Linked DNA regions of Homo sapiens: all the other regions are linked to region 1. A link is a contact called in ENCODE Hi-C or POLR2A ChIA-PET data. All regions are on one chromosome and are shown on one strand. Each heading gives the region's core, a stretch centred on a gene start or an enhancer-like site at or near the end of the contact. The rest is flanking DNA. Distances are from core to core; before and after follow the strand shown. Region 1 holds the start of RBM39 (RNA binding motif protein 39). Region 2 holds the start of RBL1 (RB transcriptional corepressor like 1). Region 3 holds the start of DYNLRB1 (dynein light chain roadblock-type 1). Region 4 overlaps MTCL2 (microtubule crosslinking factor 2). Region 5 holds the start of DSN1 (DSN1 component of MIS12 kinetochore complex).

Region 1 (3,674 bases), core at 343-2,842:
AATAGCATATATTTACTTTTGTAAGTTACACGTAATGCATCTCTGATAAGATAAATCAAGAGGGCTCCGGGGAGGTTAGTTTACATTTCAGCAGTAGTTTCGTGAATAATGCTAAATTAAGAAATATATAAACCTCACCGACATGTTTTTTCTCACCTTCTTGTAAGGAGCCTCAAGCATTGCTTCAATATCAATATCGTCTGCCATTTTCTCTAAACGCCTAGGAAGAGAACAAGACAATTTCTTGAGTAAACATTTCTCTTACAATGTGAAACAAGTTTCACTCTTGTTGCCTATATCGTCTAACATTTTCTCTAAACGCCTAGGAAAAGAACAAGACGATTCCGTGAGTAAACATTTTTCTTTTTTTTTTTTTTTTTTTTTGAGACGGAGTTTCGCTCTAGTTGCCCAGGCTGAAGTGCAGTAGCGCGATCTCGGCTCACTGCAAGCTCCGCCTCCCAGGTTCCAGCGATCCTACCACCTCACCTCCCGAATAGCTGGGATCACAGGCGCCTGCCACCACGCCCGGCTAATTTTTGTATTTTTGGTAGAGACGGGGTTTCACCATGTTGATGAGGTTGGTCTCGAACTCCTAACCTCAAGTGATCCGCCTGCCTCTGCCTCCCAAACTGCTGGGATTACAGGCGTGAGCCACCGCGCCCGGCCTGGTAAACGTTTTTCAAATCGACTGAATTTTTCTTCTCAGCCGACACACTCGAAAACTTAAGAAAAACCTCCAAAAGCCCTACAATTAATGACTAAAGTGACATGCACTTTAACCAGGTTTGGCTTACGTAAGTAAATCCAAAACGCCTCTTACACGAAACACACGAAAATGAAGACTTCAATATCCAATATTTAAAACTCTGCTGTCAACTCCAAAAACAGAAACTGGGAGACCCGAACGAGAGCGCCTCTTTCCGGGCAAAAACCCGCGCTGCCATTTTAGGGGCAAAGAGAAACTCCCTCCATTGGGAGGGGTTATGAGCCAAGGCAGCGTTCAACTGGCGCCATGTTGGGAGGTCGCGGCCGGCCCAGGCCTCGAAGGAGACAGGTCACCATTCTACCGCGGCCTCTCGGGGGTCCCTACCGCCCCAAGAATCCAGACTATACCCGACTGGAAAATAAGGGCGCGGTCACTGAAACAGGGCCGATTTCTCGAAAACCACCCCCCACCCCGGTCGCTAAAGACCTCCAAAAGCGCCCCTCAGCCCAAAATGGAGCCAAACCTCGAGAAAGCTGAGATAATACGCGGGTCCGCAACGCCCCGTACCTGTTCCGGCCTTCGGGCGCCTGTGGTGCTCGTGTTCGGGAAGAGATTGCTGCTGCTGCTGCTGCTGCTGCCGCCGCCGCCGCTTCTGTTGCTACTGTTAAGCCCCTAGGCCCAGGCCGCGGAACCGCCCAGCCCGAATATCGGGTTCCAAGGACGGCTAGGCCCGAGAGAATCTAAAAAAAACAATGGAATTAGAGAAGCCCACGCGGGAGAGCAGGACGGCGGCTTCGGCAGCTCAGGATCCACCCCTGCGACAGCGTCGACAAGCTCCCTGAAATGGCGGCCGCTGCTTCCCTGTACTCACATTCACCAGCACACATACACACACACAAACACACGGGGCCTCACAGAGCCCTCAGCACGGGCTCTCGCGAGAAGCTGCCCCAAGCTCCAAATTTGAGCGGCCGAAGTATCGCGAGACCTAAGTATGGCTCCGGCGACCGTAGCCCAATCTCGCGCAATGATTGCGCCACAGATATTCCCATCCCCCATTCAGTGAGGCGCCTTTCACTCCCCCTCCGCGTAAGCACCCAAATCTCGCGAGACAGAGCGGGTCTCTAGGGCAAAGACAGTTGGTAGGCTGCCTGTCAATCTTTCAGAGAGCTCTTCGCTGAGTGGAGCTCAGCGGTCACCTCCCCCTCGTGGCGCCTCCTCACGGCCATCTGAAGATTCCTCCGGCACAGCCGATCGCCCCCGCTCCGGCCTCCCACACAGATGGCTGTCAAGGTCGCCATAAGGCAACCTAGTCCTTATGGCGATAGGATAAAACGGCCATATTCAGATTATCCGCTGAGGGTGGAGAGGAAGTGGAAAAGTGTATCAGAAGGCCAGAAGAAGAGATCTTTAGGGGTAGGGGGAGAGGGGGAGATAATAAAAATAGATTTCCCTGTCATTTGGAGCCAATGGCGCGGCCTCCACTGTCGAGCTTTGAAACAACCTTGGAAATAGTGGAGAAAAGCAAAAAAAAGGTGGAAAAAATAAACTCTTGCTTCCCTTGGCATGGGATCAGTTTTGTGCCCCGAATTTAATCAGCTCTTGTGTCAGGGTTGCTACCGTTCCTTCAAAAATGTTCCCCTTCCTGAATATTACTGGACGATTTGGTGAAAAAATAAGACACCCCCCCAACAAAAAAAAAAAGGCCCCCTTCCCCCTGGGACCTGGCTCCTCTCCCCTGAAGTCTTCTAGATGCCAGGTAATTAGAGTATGAATTAGCCATTTGTTCTTTGGTCAGTACTGTGTGAGGTTTCCTCCTAGATGCTGGGAAAAAAAACTGGAAAGAAGTCTTCAAAGCAAAAATCTTACCCTCTAATCTTAACAGTCTAATGATTGAGGGCAGAAAAGATTGGAAATGAGACGCCTTGATTAGTGTAACTAGCTGCTGCAACACTGTGTGACCTTGGACAAGCAAATTAACCTCTCAGAGGGGATCTTTCATTTCCTGATTTAAAAGAGGACGTACTTAGTAGCTAGTCTAAGCTACTTGAGACTGAGGAAGGCAGGTAATGCTCAGTACTGAATTTTTAGAGGTTAGCAGGGCATGTCTGCCCAAGTGGACCCTCAGTAAATTAATGAATGAAGGCTCAGAAGGGCTATAGTGAAGATTAAATGATATAATGTCTGTAAAACGCCTGGTAAATATTTGATCTTCAAAACAGCTAACTTCTGTTTCTGCTAAACAAAATTATTTAGAGCAAATATAGATGTTAAGTGGTTTTGCCTCTCAGGTTAACTTTACACACAGGTTAGGATTTATCTTAGAGGATTATTAATAACAGTTATTTTGTAGTTAGAATACTCCCTTAATCCTTTTTCTGAAAATTCAGATCCTCTTTTTATTTTATTTCTGAGACAGTCTCGCTCTGGAGGCTGGGCGCAGTGGCTCATGCATCTAATCCCAGCACTTTGGGAGGCCGACGCGGGTGGACCGCCTGAGGTCAGGAGTTCAAGACCTGACCAACATGGCGAAACCCTGTCTCTACTAAAAATAAAAAAAAAACTAGGTGGCAGGCGCCTGCAATTCCCAGCTACTCGGGAGGCTGAGGCAGGAGAATCACTTGAACCTGGGAGGCAGAGGTTGCAGTGAGCTGAGATCATGCCATTGCACTCCAGCCTGGGTGACAGAGATCGAGACTCCATCTCAAAAAAAAAAGAAAGAAAAAGAAAGAAAAGAAAACTGTCACAGGAAATTGAAGCATAATATGTCAGAAATAAAGCAAGCTAACCTTTGCTATCTCTTCCTGCCCCTCGGTAATTCCAGTATTATGACTAGTGCAAAATGAAAGCATGAAGATGGCACTTGGTTTTTCTTGTTTGTTTAGGAACATGACATGACAGAATTTGACCTTAACCGCTAGACTTCTTGTTTGGGAAGAGGAAGGATTTAAGCTCTAAGTCGCTTGAT
Region 2 (3,674 bases), core at 766-3,265, 1.4 Mb after region 1:
TAAATAAGTAGAGCAAACATTGAAGATGTCCTATTCAACTCTGCCTAACTAGAGATTTAGCTCTCAACTTTTCCTGGTGTTGGGGGTGAGGGGAAATATTCCAGGCAGAGGGAATGGCATGGATATACCACAAAACTGGGAACAAACTTGTCATATTCAAGAATCTGAAACAGGTGCATGCCTTGACCATAGTTTGACACAGTAAATGCTTATTCAATGACAGATGGTGTGACCTTGGGCAAGAGAGACCAAATCAGACCTAGGATGTCAGAAATGCTTTCTCAGGCTTTCAAAAATCAATCTGTTTTCAATTGAGACGCCATTCATTCTAATCTCCCTTACTTTCTTATTCTTCCCACAGCTCTCCAGTCATGCCACCCACGGATGTGGACCATTGTCCTTTACCCAGTCTATCCAGTTCTGAAGACACTTTTTTCAGGTACTACTCCTTCATATATAGGCACACATACAATCGACACTTTTCCAACTCTATGCCTTTGAACCCAGCAATTATTTCACTGGGTGGTGAGTCAGTGGTGCACCCTGGGAGTGGGTCCAGCGCCCTTGGCACATGAAAGCCTTTGAACATGAGGCCAGTGGTGCTACATGAAATACACTCCATCACAATTCTGTCTACACTGGGCTTATGCTCGTCTGGGTTTCTTTCTCTGTTTTTAGATAGAGTCTTGCTGTCACCCAGGCTGGAGTGCAGTGGTGTGATCTCCACTCACTGCGGCCTATGCCTCCTGGGTTTAAGCAATTCTCCTGCCTCAGCCTCCCGAGTAGCTAGATTACAGGCAGGCGCCACCACACCCAGCTAGTTTTTGTATTTTTTTAGTAGAGATGGGGTTTCGCCGTGTTGCCCAGGTTAGTCTCGAACTCCTGGCCTCAAGTGATCCGCCCGCCTTGGCCTCCCAAAGTGCTGGGATTATAGGCGTGAGCCGCCACGCCCAGCCTGGGTTTCTATATTAGAATAATCCTAGGCAAGACAACCTTCTGAGCCTTGCCATTATCACCTGGAAAGCAGTCTAATACTCATTGCCATGCCATGTTCACAGGGCTGTTGCGAGGATAAAATGCAAGAATGATGGGGAAAAAAATCAAGTAATTATAACTGACATTTGTTTTATTCAGAGCCAGACACTGATGCAAAGCATCAGGACGATGCTCTGACGGAGGAGGAAACGTAGGGCTGAGATCAGCTTCGTGTGCACATTGGCTTTGATCAAACTGCTGCACAGCGACCGGCAGCTCCACCCTGGTGAAGCAGAGGGTGGAGGTTAAACGGCTCAGACCCTGGGTCTGGCTCCATCTCTAACCGTGTGACCTTGGGCCTGTAGCTTAACCCGTCTAGGGCTCCGCTTCCTCTTGCGTGAAATGGGGATCACAGAAGGGGTTCAGACGGAACTGAGGGTCCATTTAAAGCTCTGGGCAGTGATGTCTTGGCATGCAGTTCATTTTCACTTTACCATTATATTTGTTCTTACTGATTTAAGGGCAGCACCATGACTTTTGTGGCGCTTGGCGGGGTAGAGGGAAGTGTGGTCAGGAAGCCTGGGGTCTGAGCGGCGCGGGACCTAGGCCGCTCCTTTCCTGAGCTTCAGTTTCCCGCCTCAAAATGATGGGTGGATTGGCTGAGCTACACCCACCTTTCCCGCCCCTCGGCGCTTGGCTGCGCAGCGACCCTCCTAGGTGGGGAAACTCCCACCACCCCATAGGCCGAGGAAGGGGCGGGGCAGGGGTGGGGCCTGGCGAGGGTAGGGTCCGGCCGCCCCACCTGCTGCCGCTCACCTCTAGGCTGTAGTTGCCTCGGATGGCAGTAAAGTCGTCCAGGGCTTCGGCCGCGCTCCCCTCGTCCAGGTTCAGCTCCTGGCACAGGGCCTGTAGCGCCTCCCCGGCTGCGGCGACCACCGCCGCCCCCTCAGCGTGGGGCTTGTCCTCGAACATCCCTTCAGGCCCCGCGGGCTGCGCGCCACGGCCCCCGACTTCTTTCTCCCTCCCAGGCGCGCTACCCACAACCACCTGCGCCAAAGCGCGCGAAAATCTGCAGCTGCGGGACGTGTTGTCATCCACCGTCTGCCTCCGCTTTTCTCCTCAAAAAAAGTCCGTTTTTCCTCCGGAGCTCCTAGCAGTCCCTCCCCGGAAATGTGATAAGAAGATGTACCTCAGATTCTGAAAGACCTGTCCTTGGCCCTTGGCTGGTCGCGGGGGGCCCAGCCGGCGGGACAGAAAAAGAGCGGAGGGATCCTCAGCCCGCGCGCAGAGCCTGCTGGGAGGTGTAGTCCATCTCTTGGGAGATGAAGCCCGCGGCCTCCCCCTGTCTTCCTGGTTAGGCTCTTGGGTTTTGGGGCAGGGCTGGGCTGCCTACTGCGAGGTGGCCTCGTGCAGCGTAGTGAGATGCCTCCTCTATCCACGGGCCCTGGGTTTGTCACTGTCCCTGGGCGCCAAACATAATCTGAGCTGTACCCCTTGAGTTAGGAGATGGAGGCTGGAAGAGAAAAAAGTAGCCCCTGGACGAAGAGGGGCCTCTTGGGACTCTCCCCAAAGTCCTAGTGCCCAGTGAGTGGTTCGCTAAATGACAGAGGGGAAGGATTGGTGACGGATATTAGAAGACGAATCCTCATCTCATGCTAGTCGCTAAAAGAGGCAGGCAGAGAAGACTGCAGTAAATGAGGCAGGAGAATAGGGTCTGGAGGCAGGGAACCTATGGCTGTTTCACGTGACTTCTTAGAACTAAATTGAAAGGAAAACCCCAACTTTCCACGCCTAAGTAACAAAAGAACCAGAGGCTGTTCCCTTGGACCTTTTCTGCATGGCAGATGGGAAATTGGCTGTCTGCAACAAATCACACTGAGCGCCTTCCAGTCTTTGTTTGCAACTTTGTAACTTCACTCCAGCCTCTGAACGGTTGCTGTCCACAACCAATCAGACTGATGGCGGGAGAGTCTTCCTTTGCATAGAAGTATAATTTTGTTAACTTCACCCTGGCCTCTGATTGGTTGCTTTCTGCAACCACTCAGACTGATTGTGGGCTACCACTTCAGTTACATCAAGAGAGCATAAAGTGGCCAATGGGAAACTTCTAGAGGGTATTTGGACCCCAGAAGATTCTGTGTCTGGGCCCTTGAGCTGCTGCGTGGGTTCGCTTCCCCACTATGGAGTGTACTTTTGTTTTCAATAAATCCCTGTCTTCGTTCTTTTGTTGTTCCATTATTTGCTTTGCCTGTAATCCCAGTACTTTGGGAGGCCGAGGCAGGTGGATCACTTGAGTCCAGGAGTTTGAGACCAGTCAGGCCAACAAGGCAAAACCCCGTCACTACTAAAAATATAAAAATTAGCTGGGCGTGTGGGTGCACTTGTGTAATCCTAACAACCTGGGCAACTGAGACATGAGAATAAAGAATCGCTTGAACCGAGGAGGCAGAGGCTGTAGTAAGCCAAGATTGCACCACTGCACTCCAGTCTGGGTAACAGAGTGAGACTCTGTCTCAAAAACAAACAACTGAGGACACATCTGTCAAACCCAGCCTCACCTGCATGCATTTAAAAAAACCAAAAATCAATATGCCCTTCCTTATATTGGTTTTATTTTTTCTTATTATCCCAGGACATGCCCATTTAACCCAAAATTGAGCTTTTCTGAATAGAAAATGAAGTATGGAAGGCCGGTTGCA
Region 3 (3,674 bases), core at 371-2,870, 1.2 Mb before region 1:
AAAATAACACTAAACTACAGCCCTTACTCAGATTTCACCAATTTTCCCACCCATGTTATTTTTCTTTCTCCTTACTCCTCTAATCTGTGACAGTTCCGCATTCATTCCTTGCTTTCATGACTTTGAGATTTTGGGGGGCGGGGGCGGGGTACAGGTATCTTGTAGAACATCCCTCACACTGGATTTAGTGAAATTTTCTCATGGTTTAAGGCTGGGAGTTTTTGTGGAAAATGACTCGGAGGTGATGTGCCCTTAACGCATTTTTATCGGGGCACACGGCATCAATATCTCCCCTTGCCAGTAATACTAACTTTGATCTGGTTACGGTGGTGTCTGCTAGGTTTCTTCGCAGTAAAGTCAATCCTCTTAACATGCAGACACTCCTGGAAGGAGAACCAAATCCTTCCTCACTGAAGAGCAGCTACTGTGGAATGAAACTTTGGAGTTAGATCATCGTTGAATCCAGCAAGCTACAGTGCCTGGGAGAAACAGCATTTATAAAGTATCGAGGTTACCGATACTTCCCTGAAGCTACCGGAGATAACGTTATGTGCGTGTTCAGCACAGTAATGTGGCACAGGGTTCACTAAACGGCAGCATGTTTTAACAGAAGTTATTTACTCCTAGAGGACCCAGAAACGTTTGCGGCCTGCCGGAACAGGACAACATAGGGCTCTGGGAAGAGTCCCCCTTTCAGAGGTGAGAACAAGACAGAACACACAGATGTGAAGTGCCTTCTGCTAGGTAACGCGAGGCGGGGCTGAGCTCGGATTCTAAAGACTCCCAGGCCAGCCCTAACCAATTCATCTCCGAGCTTGCACGGCATCTTACCCGGAGACTCGAGGTACCTGACTCCAGCCCCACCCCAGGCCTGCCCGATCCCGAAGCGCATTTTGGCCCTGGGCCTCTCTCTGGCTCAGTCTGGGCGCAAAGCGGGTCTCAGCAACCGTCCCACTTGCCTTCATACCCTCCCACCACGCTCCACTCAGGGACTCCAGAACCAGCTTAGACCTCCATTGAGAGCTGAAAGCCTCTTCCGATACCGAGAACCAGCACTGAAAGCCTCTTCCGATACCGAGAACCAGCATGGTTTTTGTTTTGTTTTGTTTTAGTCAGGGTCTCTTGCTCTGTCGCCCAGGCTGGGGTGCAGTGGCGCAATCTCGGCTCACTGCAGCCTCGAACTCCTGGTCAGGCGATCCTCCTACCTCAGCCTCTGGAGTAACTGGAACTACACGAGCGCGCCACCACGCCCGGCTAATTTTGTTTATTTTTTAGTAGAGAAGGGGTCTCTCCATGTTGCCCAGGCTGGTCTCGAACTCTTGGGCTCAAGCAATCCTTCCGACTCGGCCTCCCAAAGTGCTGGAATTACAGGCGTAAGCCACCGCGTCCAGCCAGAACCAGCATCTTTTCTGCACGGCTGGAGTTGGGAATTTTCCACAGCTTAGCGCACTGCTCCTTAGCTTTTCGCTTTGCCACAGTGGAAAGCAGATTTTCCAAGAATCCTGGCGGAGCCAAGATCGGCTCGCCCGCCCCCGCCTCACGCTGGCTCCTGATAGGCAGCTAGAGCTGTCCGTTTTGACAGAAACCTTTGCGCAGGCGCAGAAAGGCACAGGACTCGCTAAGTGTTCGCTACGCGGGGCTACCGGATCGGTCGGAAATGGTGAGCGTGCGCCGGGGTCTTGTGGCTGGCGGCCGCCCACCACCCCACGCCAGGCCTTCAGTCTTCCGAGGATGAGGGGATCTCAGAGCTCCGGACAGGGAATCGGTGGTGGCTGGGCGTGGCCGGGCCCGGGCCCCAGCCGACTTGAGGGTGGAACCCGGCGGCGGAGGCCTCTAAAGCCTGACCGAGGCGGGGCCGCCGGATCCCGCTGCCCCTTGACCGGAAGCGGGAGCCCAGCCTCGGCCAGGAAGAGATGATGGGCGAGGGGTGGGCGGCGGCCCTGCAGCCTAGAGTTTTGGGGCCTTGGTGCGCGATGGCAACCCTGGCAACGTTTCCCGGGAGCTCAGTTTGTGGCAGGCTCTGCCAAGCACTTTATGTATCTTGTATTTCCTCCGCCTCCTCCCAGCTCTGTGAGGTAGATACAATCTTTAGTCCCATTTTGTTATACATATCTGTTATTCAGCGCCCCGAGAAGCCAAGTGCTTTGCCCCAGGAAATAGTGGAGATGGATTTGAACCCTAGAAGCTTGACGGCCGCCACTCTGTCGGCGTGGTTCTTTCTAGCCGCTGGGACTGGGTGCCAGAGTCAGGAACGGGCGGGGTCTGCTCTTGGGGATCCCAAAGCTTGCTTTCTACCTTGCTTGCTGCAGCTGTGGGTTCTCAACGCCGTTACAGGTTTTGTGTTTGTAATCCTCACAGCTTGGGCAAAATTTGAAAAAGTTTCAAATTTTAAGCCATGTGAATATATTACTTTTTCAAAAATCTTATTTAGAAATCTAGAGCTTGTAATAAAAAAATTGAAAAAAGAAACCGTGTCATCACCTAGAGGCAACCACTTACAGTAGTCATATGACTTCTAGTCTTTTTTGCTTGTTTTTGGTTTATACAGTTTAGCCCCTATTGAATGTGCAATTGTGGGTTCTGTGTTTTTCATTATTACACCACAATATCTCCACATCATTACAAACATGTAATAATGCTTCAAATATGTATAACTTCATTTTTCACATCACTTCTTAAGCTGTAAAAAAAATTGATATATAATAGTTGTACACATTTATGTTGTAGATATACATGTAATATTTTGATACATGCATATGATGTGTAATGATCAAATCAGGCTATATTTATTATAGAATATCCATCACCTTAAACATTCATTATTTCTTTTTTTTTTTTTTTTTTTGAGATGGAGTGTGTCTCTGTCGCTCAGGCTGGAGTGCAGTGGCACCATCTTAGTTCACTGCCACCTCCGCCTCCCAGGTTCAAGTGATTCTCCCGCCTCAGCCTCCCGAGTAGCTGGGACTACAGGCGCCCACCACCACGCCCAGCTAATTTTTTGTATTTTTAGTAGAGACGGGGTTTCACCGTGTTAGTCCGCCTCAACACGGTGGTCTCGATCTCCTGACCTCGTGATCTGCTCGCCTCAGCCTCCCAAAGTGCTGGGATTACAGGCGTGAGCCACCACGCCTGGCCCACATTTTCTTTATCCATTTACCTATTGATGGACGCTAATTCCATAATTTAGCTATTATGAATAGTGCTGCAATATGAACATGAGGATGTAGGGATGCCTTTGATGTACTAATTTCCGTTCCTTTGAATAAATACCCAGTAGTGGTATTGCTGATTTATGGTAGGTTTTTTTTTTCGTTTTTGTTGTTGTTTTTGTTTTGTTTTGTTTTTTCGATGCCTTTGTCGAAAATCAGTTGGCCGTAAATAAGTGGATTTATTTCTGGGTCCTCTATTCTATTCCATTGGTCTGTGTTTTATACCAATACCATGCTCTTTTGGTTACTATACCTTTCTGGTATATTTTGAAATCAGGTAGTGTGATACCTCAAGCTTTGTTCTTTTCGTCCAGGCTTCTTTTGGCTTTTCTGAGTCTTTTGTGGTTCCATACGAATTTTAGGATTGTTTACAGGTAATACTTGCACACAGTAAAAAAATAAATGATGTAAAAGGATCTAAGTGAAAAATAAAATTCCCACTCTCCTAACCCCCAGTCTCAGTCT
Region 4 (3,674 bases), core at 453-2,952, 1.1 Mb after region 1:
AATTGCTTGAACCCGGGAGGTGGAAGTTGCAGTGAGCAGCGATCACGCTACTGTACTCCAGCCTGGGTGACAGAGCAAGACTTCATCTCAAAAAAAAAAAAAAAAAGAAAAAAGGAAGAGCATCCCCTGGCCAGGCAGCATTCTGGACTCCGTGTGGCTGAATCCTCCTACAAACCCCAGGAGGGTAGGAATGTCACCCCCACTCTACAGATGAGGAAAGTGAGGCTCAAAGAAGGGAGGTAACCTGCACAGGTCACCTAGGAATGAAACCCAAAGCCAGAACATTTTCTCCAGCAACATCTGTATCTGAGGAAGGGGGCGTGCTCCTGGTGTGTCCTTGGCTTCCCACAGGAGTCACTTTAGACCAGAGTTTAGATCCCAGATTCCCTGGACCTGACCTCCTTGTATCCGGTCTCAGCTCCTCACGGGTCCTGGGAATGTATGTTGTGAACAAGCCCTCCTGGTGATTTTTATCCACCCTGGGAGGCTGAGATCCTGGCCTACCCTCGCCCCCAGACTACTAGTCTACTACTACTACCAACCAGTCCTACTAGCCTACTACTACTAGTAGTCCTACTGATGTATTGCTCAGAAGAACTTATACTTGCTGTGTGAGTTCTTCTCAGCAATAAGAAAACCACAACCAGACCAGGCATGGTGGCTCACACCTGTAATCCCAGCACTTTGGGAGGCCGACGTGGGTAGATCACCTGAGGTCAGGAGTTAGAGACCAGCCTGGCCAACACAGAGAAACCCCATCTCTACTAAAAATACGAAAATTAGCTGGACATGGTGGCGCATGCCTGTAATCCCAGCTACTTGGGAGGCTGAGGTAGGAGAATTGCTGGAACCCAGGAGGCAGAGGTTGCTGAGATCACACCACTGCACTCCAGCCTGGGTGACAGAGTGAGACCCTGCCTTAAAAAAAAAAAGAAAAAGAAAACCACAACCAATACATGTTTATTTCCAGACCTAGTATTTAATACTCTCTTCACTTGAATTATTTCATTTTATCCTCACAAAAACCTCTAGAGGGAGGGACTCATTTTATCTCCATTTTCCATGAGGAAACAAGCTCAGAGATGTGAAGGAACTTACCCAAGGCCACACAGCAAACGTGGCACAGCAGCTCTCCGCCCCGTGACCTTGCCCTCCTCATGCTGGGCAAAGGCCCCACCGAGGTTCTGTAGGTCCTGTCAACGGTGAGGACCAGCAGAGAGGGAGAGCTGGGGGTTGGGGGGGGGCACTGAGGCCTGTGGTTTTATTCATGACCCCCCACCCCACCCCACCAATACCCCTCTGCTCCATAAAACCACAGGAGCTCAAAAGCCCTGAGGATTCAGCTGGTCAAAAGCCACATTTAACAGAAGGGGAAAATGAGGCACCAAGCGGTAGGGGCAAGTCAGGGCATGGACCACGGAGCTGGCAGAGCAAGTTGGGGAAGTCCCAGAGGTACCCTCCTAGGCAGCGCCCGCCCCCTCCCCACTCGGGTCCATCAAGCCCTCCAAGACGATGCCAGGGAAAGCAGCATTCTGATAACTTCCCAAAACCCCCCAGAACGACCCCAGCACATGGGGCTCAGGGTGGTGGCCAGAGGTGTCCATCCAGCTCAGGCCCCAGGCCCGCAGATGAGCTCAGCGCTCCAGCTGCAGCGTGGGGAGAGGAGGGAGGGAAGGGCAAGAGGGATGCTGATTGGCTAATTCAAACCCCAACAGAAACGGCCCCTCCTCTCCGCCCAGACTCCGGAGAGCCACACACCCGCTCCCCACACCCGCCTCCCCGCCGCCGCCGCCGCTGCTCTAGCTCCACCCACGGAGGCGCCGCAGCCGGCAGCTAGCTCCAGGTCCCAGCCTCTCCTCCGCCTCTTCCTCATCTTTCTGAAGTCTGACATTTTTTTGTGTCCCTCCCAGAAATCCTCCACTATATGCCCAAACGCAGATTCCTCTGAGCTTCTCCAGCTATTCCCTCCCCCTCCCCATCTCCTCCCTACTGCCTTCCCCCACCACCCCCCACCCCTCCCAACCCAGTGATTGGAATCTGAATATGCCCGGGAGCTGCCCTGTCAAGTAGAGGTACGCTTTGAACTTGGAAACTAACTCATTCTTTTTTTTCTTTTAGAGAGAGACCTTGTCGCTCTGTCGCCCAGGCTGGAGTGCAGTGCTGCAATCATAGCTCACTGAAACCTTTAACTCCTGGACTCAAGCAATCCTCTGGCCTTGGCCTCCCATATAGCTGGGACTATAGGCACTTGCCACCACGCCCAGCTAATTTTTTTTTTTTTTTTTTTTTTTTTTGAGACAGAGTTTCACTCTGTCACCCAGGCTGGACTGCAATGGTGTGAGCTCACTGCAACCTCGGCCTCCCAGGTTCAAGCGATTCATCTGCCTCAGCCTCCTGAGTAGCTGGGAGTACAGGCGTGTACCACCACACCCGGCTCATTTTGTATTTTTAGTAGAGCCGGGGTTTCACCATGTTGGCCAGGCTGGTCTCGAACTCCTGACCTCAGGTGATCCATCCGCCTCGGCCTGCCAAAGTGCTAGGATTACAGGTGTGAGCCACCACCCCCAGCCTCTGCTAATTTTTTTTATTTTTTTGTAGAGATAGGGTCTTGCTATGTTGCCCAGCCTGATTTCCAACTATTGGCCTCTAGCGATCCTCCCACTTCAGCCTCCCAAAGCGCTGGGATTCTGGGATTACAGGCATGAGCCTCCACCTCTGGCGGAGACACAACCATTGGTTGCCTCATGTGTAGGACAGCACTACAATCCCATTGTGCACCAACAAGACCACAGGGGGCGCCAGCAGCTTCCTGGAACAGGCACTCCTGTTTACCTCCCCTGGTTCTGCTGGCCTTTGAAACCATGGCTCTCCCTGGTCCCTTAACAAAGGTTTTTCTTTTATATTCCACTGGAAAGGCTATAGGGCTTGAGTTTGCCAGTGTCTTCCAACAGAAGGGACTTCTCCCCAGGTAAGTGTGTGGCTGACTCGCATCCTGCCGCTCCCCTGGGTCCTCACAGGAGCCATCTTCTGCCACCTTCCTCTTTCCCCCTTCCTGGCTCAGGCCCACTTCTCCCTTGGGCCTTCACTCAGAAGTCACCCCTGCAGGAAGCCTCCCTAGGGCCCCATCCCAGCTCCTCGTGTCACCAGATCACACTGGGCTGAGTTCTGAGGGCAGAGGGCCGGGCCTGGGGGCCCTGGAGTTCTCACCACCAGACCAGAGCTTCCGAAGACAGGCAGGGGGACATCCCACCTGCCAACCTCCCACCCACCCTTCCCCTGCTTCCTGAAGCAGAGAGCAGTGAGGCCAAGCTGGAGGCTTGGGAGGCTCATGAGCCTGGGCTCTGCCACCAACACACTGAGCGCCCCTTGACCTTCGGCAGGTATTGCTTTTCTCTGAACCTCAGATTCTTCATCAAGAAAATGGAAATAATGATAGCTAACATTTTTGAGTCCTTATGCTGGCATTTTACCCACATTATTATTATTATTATTATTATTATTATTATTATTATTATTATTTTTGAGACGGAGTCTCACTCTGTCACCCTGGCTGGAGTGCAGTGGCGCGATCTCAGCTCACTGCAACCTCCGCCTCCCGGGTTCAAGCGATTCTCCTGTCTCAGCCCCTGAGTAGCTGGGATTACAGGCGGGAACCACCACACTCGGCTAATTTG
Region 5 (3,674 bases), core at 489-2,988, 1.0 Mb after region 1:
AATGCACCACCATACCTGGCTAATTTTTGCATTTTTAGTAGAGATGGGGTTTCCCCATGTTGGCCAGGCTGGTCTCAAACTCCTGGCCTCAAGTGATCCACCAGCCTAGGCCTCCCAAAGTCTGGGATTACAGGCGTGAGCCACCACGCCCAGCCTCACTGTTACTAGTTTAGTTCAGGTCTCATAATTTCTGGTCCCTCCCACTATCTTAATAGTCTCTCCACTAGTTTTTCTACCTCCAACGGCCCGTCTCCAGTCTATTCTTTGTTTTTGTTTTTTTTTGAGGTGGAATCTCACTCTGTCGCCAAGGCTGGAGTGCAGTGGCGCAGTCTCGGCTCACTGCAACTTTCACCTCCCAGGTTCAAGCAATTCTCCTGCCTCAGCTTCCTGAGTAGCTGGGATTACAGGTGCCTGCCACCACACCTGGCTAATTTTTGTATTTTTAGTAGCGATGGGGTTTCCCCATATTGGCCAGGCTGGTCTCGAACTCTTGACCTCAGGTGATCCGCCCGGCCTCAGCCTCCCAAAGTGCTGGGATTACAGGCCTGAGCCACCACACCCGGCCCAGTCTATTCTTCAGACAGTTGCCGGGACTTTTCCAAAGTGTAGTCAACACCTCAGGTAAACTAGTCCCAATTTACCCATTCCTGCTCTCTCCTCCCAGTCCTATTCCCTGTACTACTTCTGAATCTTTGCACATATCTGTCCTTCTACCTGTTAAACTTATTCATCCTTCCCAACCTGGCTCAAATATGAAGCTTTCACATCACTTATCTTTGGCAGAGTTGGTGGTTATGCCCCTTGGCCTTCGTAGCATTGGCTATAAAATCTGTTTACATGTCTGTCTCCCCAGCCAGGCTGTATTTGTATTCCTAGTGACTGTCAGGAACAACTGCCTGGAAGGCAGGGATGTCACCTAGGCATCTCTTCATCGTCCCCTCCCTCCCAGCAGAAATCTGTCTGTGGGGGGTGCTAAGTAAAAAGATATGAATATATGCAGAGGGACAAAAAGGAAAAGATAACAAGGAGGGCTCGGTCAAGGATCTGAATCCCCCACGGTCCTTATGACAATATCACACAAATCCAGGCTTGGATAATAACGACTGTATCACACAGATCCAGGCTTAGAAAAGCAACAACTGTCAACTGTTAAACGCTTATTCTGTGCTAGGACCTGTGCTATGTAAGCGCTTTACTTGCATCGTTATTCCACTTAATCCCTTCCACAACTCCGTAAGCACCATTAACTCCACTTTGCAGACAGGGGAACTGAGGTTCAGAGGGGCAAAAAGCCTGGCCCAAGCTTGTGACACAGCCAGCCTGGGGGCACAGGGGCAATTCGAACCCCAGCCCTCTACCCAGTCCTCACCCCTGTTTCTGGAGCCTAGACCCCTGGCACGGCAGATACGTCTCTAATGGGGTCGGTAAGGGGGACTGCCCTCGGGTTTCATTTCACCCGGGAGGAGGTCGCAGCGCCCTCGGGGACCCCCAGTGTCCACGGTCGGGGCCGGGGCTGCGGCGGGTCGAGCTGGGCCGACGGGTACGACGCCGAAGAGATTAGTGCGGCGGCGGGCGGGGCCACATCAGAGGACAAGTCTGTGACTTCCTGACGCCCGTCCAGTCCGGAACCTCCGTACCTGAAACACAAGGCCACGGGTCGCTCTCCACAGCCCCAGGTCACTCCTGGACGCCTTGCGCACCCGCAGCCGATACTCCCTGATCAGGGTGAAGCGGTCTCCACCTTCTACGTCACGGTCACCGCCTCCGAAACTCCCGCCAACCAAGGGCGCATGCGCGGCCGTCAGTTTCTCGGGCACGCGCGCGCAGAACGCCTGCCTCCGGCGATGCACATGCGTACACCGCCGCCCGACGCGCATGCGTACACCGCCGTCCAACGCTCCTGCCAGCTCCGCTCCTCTAGTCCAAGTCCTTTAGGTCCTGTCTGGCCACGTCACCACCTCCCCGCAACACCCCGCCCGGGAGTCCCTTTCCGGGACCCGCCACACTATCGTGTCCTTTTGCGCCCGACGGCCCCAGAGCCCATCTAAGATGGGGGAAACAGAGGCCCGGAGAGATTCTTGCCGGAGGAATACAGCGCCTCAAAGGGCATCTGATGCCCTGTCCCCGTCGCTAGGCTCTGGTTCCCACTCCCTTTATCTCCTTAACTCCCAAAATGTGGACCGTGACTCTCCCCAGGGTGGACTGGAGCTCTGAGCTCAGTTTGCCTCACAGTCTATCCCACTCCTGCTCTAGGACTTTTTCTCTCTCATTTCCAGGCCACTCCCTCAAACGGCTTGCTTTACTTGCTTGGTGGGTGGGGGCCTGCCCTCGGGTTTCATTTCACCCGGGAGGAGGTCGCAGCGCCCCCAAGTGGTCGCAGTGTCCTTAGTCGGGGTCGGGGGGTGCGGCAGGTCGGGCTGGTCCTTAGGGGTAGGACGGGGACAGGGCATCAGATGCCCTTTGAGGCGCTATATTCCCAGGCGCTGTTCCCTCTGCCTGGGAAGGCTTTCCCTGCTTTTCCTAGCTACATCCTCCAATTTTTTTGTATTTTGAGACGGAGTCTCGCTCTGTCGCCCAGGCTAGAGTGCAGTGGCGCGATCTCGGCTCCCGGCAACCTCCGCCTCCCGGGTTCGGGTTCAAGCGATTCTCCTGCCTCAGCCTCCCGAGTAGCTGGGATTACAGGCGCCCACCACCACGCCTGGCTAATTTTTGTATTTTTAGTAGAGACGGCCACTAAAAATGTTGGCCAGGCTGGTCGCGAACTCCTGACCTCAAGTGATCCACCCACTTCGGCCTCCCAAAGAGCTGGGATTACAGGCATGAGCCACTGCGCCCGGCCACATCCTCGAATTTTAAGCCTCAGCTAAGGAATGATTGATTTCTCTCCAAGCATTCTCTCTGGCCTTAGGCTGAAAACCAACTGTCCTTTCTGTGCTCCCAGGAGCCCAATCTGTTCCTGCTCCACTATCCCATGCTGGTCTAGGAGGCTCCAGAGAGCGGGCTGCTTCCTCAGCACCCAGCACGACGCCACCAAAATGTCCCCTTGGATGTGCACAGTCCTTTCTTTCACAGAAAAACTTCCAAATATTGAATTATAAGCAGCCCACAGTCCAAAAGAGGGGTTGGAGAGAGGCAGCTGGAGCTGACCGTGGTCATCCTTCCATAGCAGTTGTGGTCCTTGGAAAAGTTTTCTGGTGGGAGACAAAAATCTGCCTTCCTGAAATTTCCACCCTGTGGTTCCAGCCTGCTGGCTGCAGCAGCCATTCTGAAAGCAGAGATTTGCCCTTGGCTCCCTGAATATCACTTTCTGGGGTTGAGAGGTACCCAGTTCCTTTTATGCTTGCCTGCCTCTTAAACTCCTCTCTGTCAACGTGCCAGGAAGAGAACTCAGTGTTCCTTCCCAGCTAGGGCTGGCCATCCTGGGGCACAATGAGAAAATGATTTCATGGAATACAGACCCAATACATCTTCTACATCGTTTCCCTGCTTTGAATTGTTGCATGGCTCCCTCCTGTCCACAGGAGGCACACATTTTTTTCCCCTATAAGGCACTGTGTCATTAGGCTGGGTGTGGTGGCTCACGCCTCTAATCCCAGCAGTTTGGGAGGCTGAGGCCTGCGGATCAGTTGAGGTCAGGAGTTTGAGACCAGCCTGGCCAACATAGCAAAACCCTG

What was found. A loop is a pair of places that touch in the nucleus more often than their neighbours do. ChIA-PET counts read pairs that join two places held with the same protein, here RNA polymerase II (POLR2A). Pooled maps may share reads with other maps.
Region 2: a loop to region 1 is called in a map of GM12878, with 7 times the contacts of the local background. The contact joins the promoter of RBL1 here to the promoter of RBM39 in region 1. A Hi-C loop is called at or near these places in 1 of 168 maps with a recorded cell type or tissue (GM12878) and 8 of 50 pooled maps. POLR2A ChIA-PET finds 5 or more read pairs at or near these places in 2 of 52 experiments (activated CD4-positive, alpha-beta memory T cell and activated naive CD4-positive, alpha-beta T cell).
Region 3: a loop to region 1 is called in a pooled map, with 11 times the contacts of the local background. The contact joins the promoter of DYNLRB1 here to the promoter of RBM39 in region 1. A Hi-C loop is called at or near these places in 4 of 50 pooled maps. POLR2A ChIA-PET finds 5 or more read pairs at or near these places in 3 of 52 experiments (CD4-positive, alpha-beta T cell, CD4-positive, alpha-beta memory T cell and activated CD4-positive, alpha-beta memory T cell).
Region 4: a pooled map shows a loop between it and region 1 (6-fold over the local background). The contact joins the enhancer-like site here to the promoter of RBM39 in region 1. A Hi-C loop is called at or near these places in 1 of 37 single-sample maps with no recorded cell type and 3 of 50 pooled maps. POLR2A ChIA-PET finds 5 or more read pairs at or near these places in 2 of 52 experiments (H1 and activated T-cell).
Region 5: a pooled map shows a loop between it and region 1 (15-fold over the local background). The contact joins the promoter of DSN1 here to the promoter of RBM39 in region 1. A Hi-C loop is called at or near these places in 1 of 168 maps with a recorded cell type or tissue (posterior vena cava) and 6 of 50 pooled maps. POLR2A ChIA-PET finds 5 or more read pairs at or near these places in 1 of 52 experiments (activated naive CD8-positive, alpha-beta T cell).

The regions. Positions count from the first base shown.
Region 1 is chr20:35,740,668-35,744,341 of GRCh38, forward strand. RBM39 (RNA binding motif protein 39) reads right to left here and starts at 1,593. Exons shown (of 17, transcript NM_184234.3): 1 at 1,274-1,593; 2 at 157-220. The coding sequence starts at 207. RefSeq lists a silencer at 973-1,072 and enhancers at 1,333-1,482, 1,496-2,181, 1,543-1,762, 1,933-2,032.
Region 2 is chr20:37,093,982-37,097,655 of GRCh38, forward strand. RBL1 (RB transcriptional corepressor like 1) reads right to left here and starts at 2,016. Exons shown (of 22, transcript NM_002895.5): 1 at 1,792-2,016. The coding sequence starts at 1,947. RefSeq lists enhancers at 1,375-1,474, 1,708-2,384, 2,035-2,304, 2,425-2,474 and a silencer at 1,745-1,804.
Region 3 is chr20:34,514,802-34,518,475 of GRCh38, forward strand. DYNLRB1 (dynein light chain roadblock-type 1) reads left to right here and starts at 1,621. Exons shown (of 4, transcript NM_014183.4): 1 at 1,621-1,660. The coding sequence starts at 1,658. RefSeq lists enhancers at 643-702, 813-1,052, 1,441-2,306, 1,973-2,152 and a silencer at 1,513-1,622.
Region 4 is chr20:36,834,074-36,837,747 of GRCh38, forward strand. All of the region lies in intron 2 of MTCL2 (microtubule crosslinking factor 2), which reads right to left. Among named protein-coding and RNA genes, the nearest start is that of MTCL2, 28 kb to the right of the region's middle. RefSeq lists an enhancer at 1,340-1,399 and a silencer at 1,630-1,919. Within about 2 kb of position 1,703, at least 35 of the 41 ENCODE cell types and tissues checked have a DNase peak (open chromatin) inside an H3K27ac peak, as active enhancers do.
Region 5 is chr20:36,772,025-36,775,698 of GRCh38, forward strand. DSN1 (DSN1 component of MIS12 kinetochore complex) reads right to left here and starts at 1,739. Exons shown (of 11, transcript NM_001145315.2): 1 at 1,638-1,739. LOC124904894 (a long non-coding RNA gene) reads left to right here and starts at 3,111. Exons shown (of 2, transcript XR_007067574.1): 1 at 3,111-3,194. RefSeq lists enhancers at 1,498-2,043, 1,665-1,724, 1,855-1,994, 2,005-2,084, 2,044-2,590.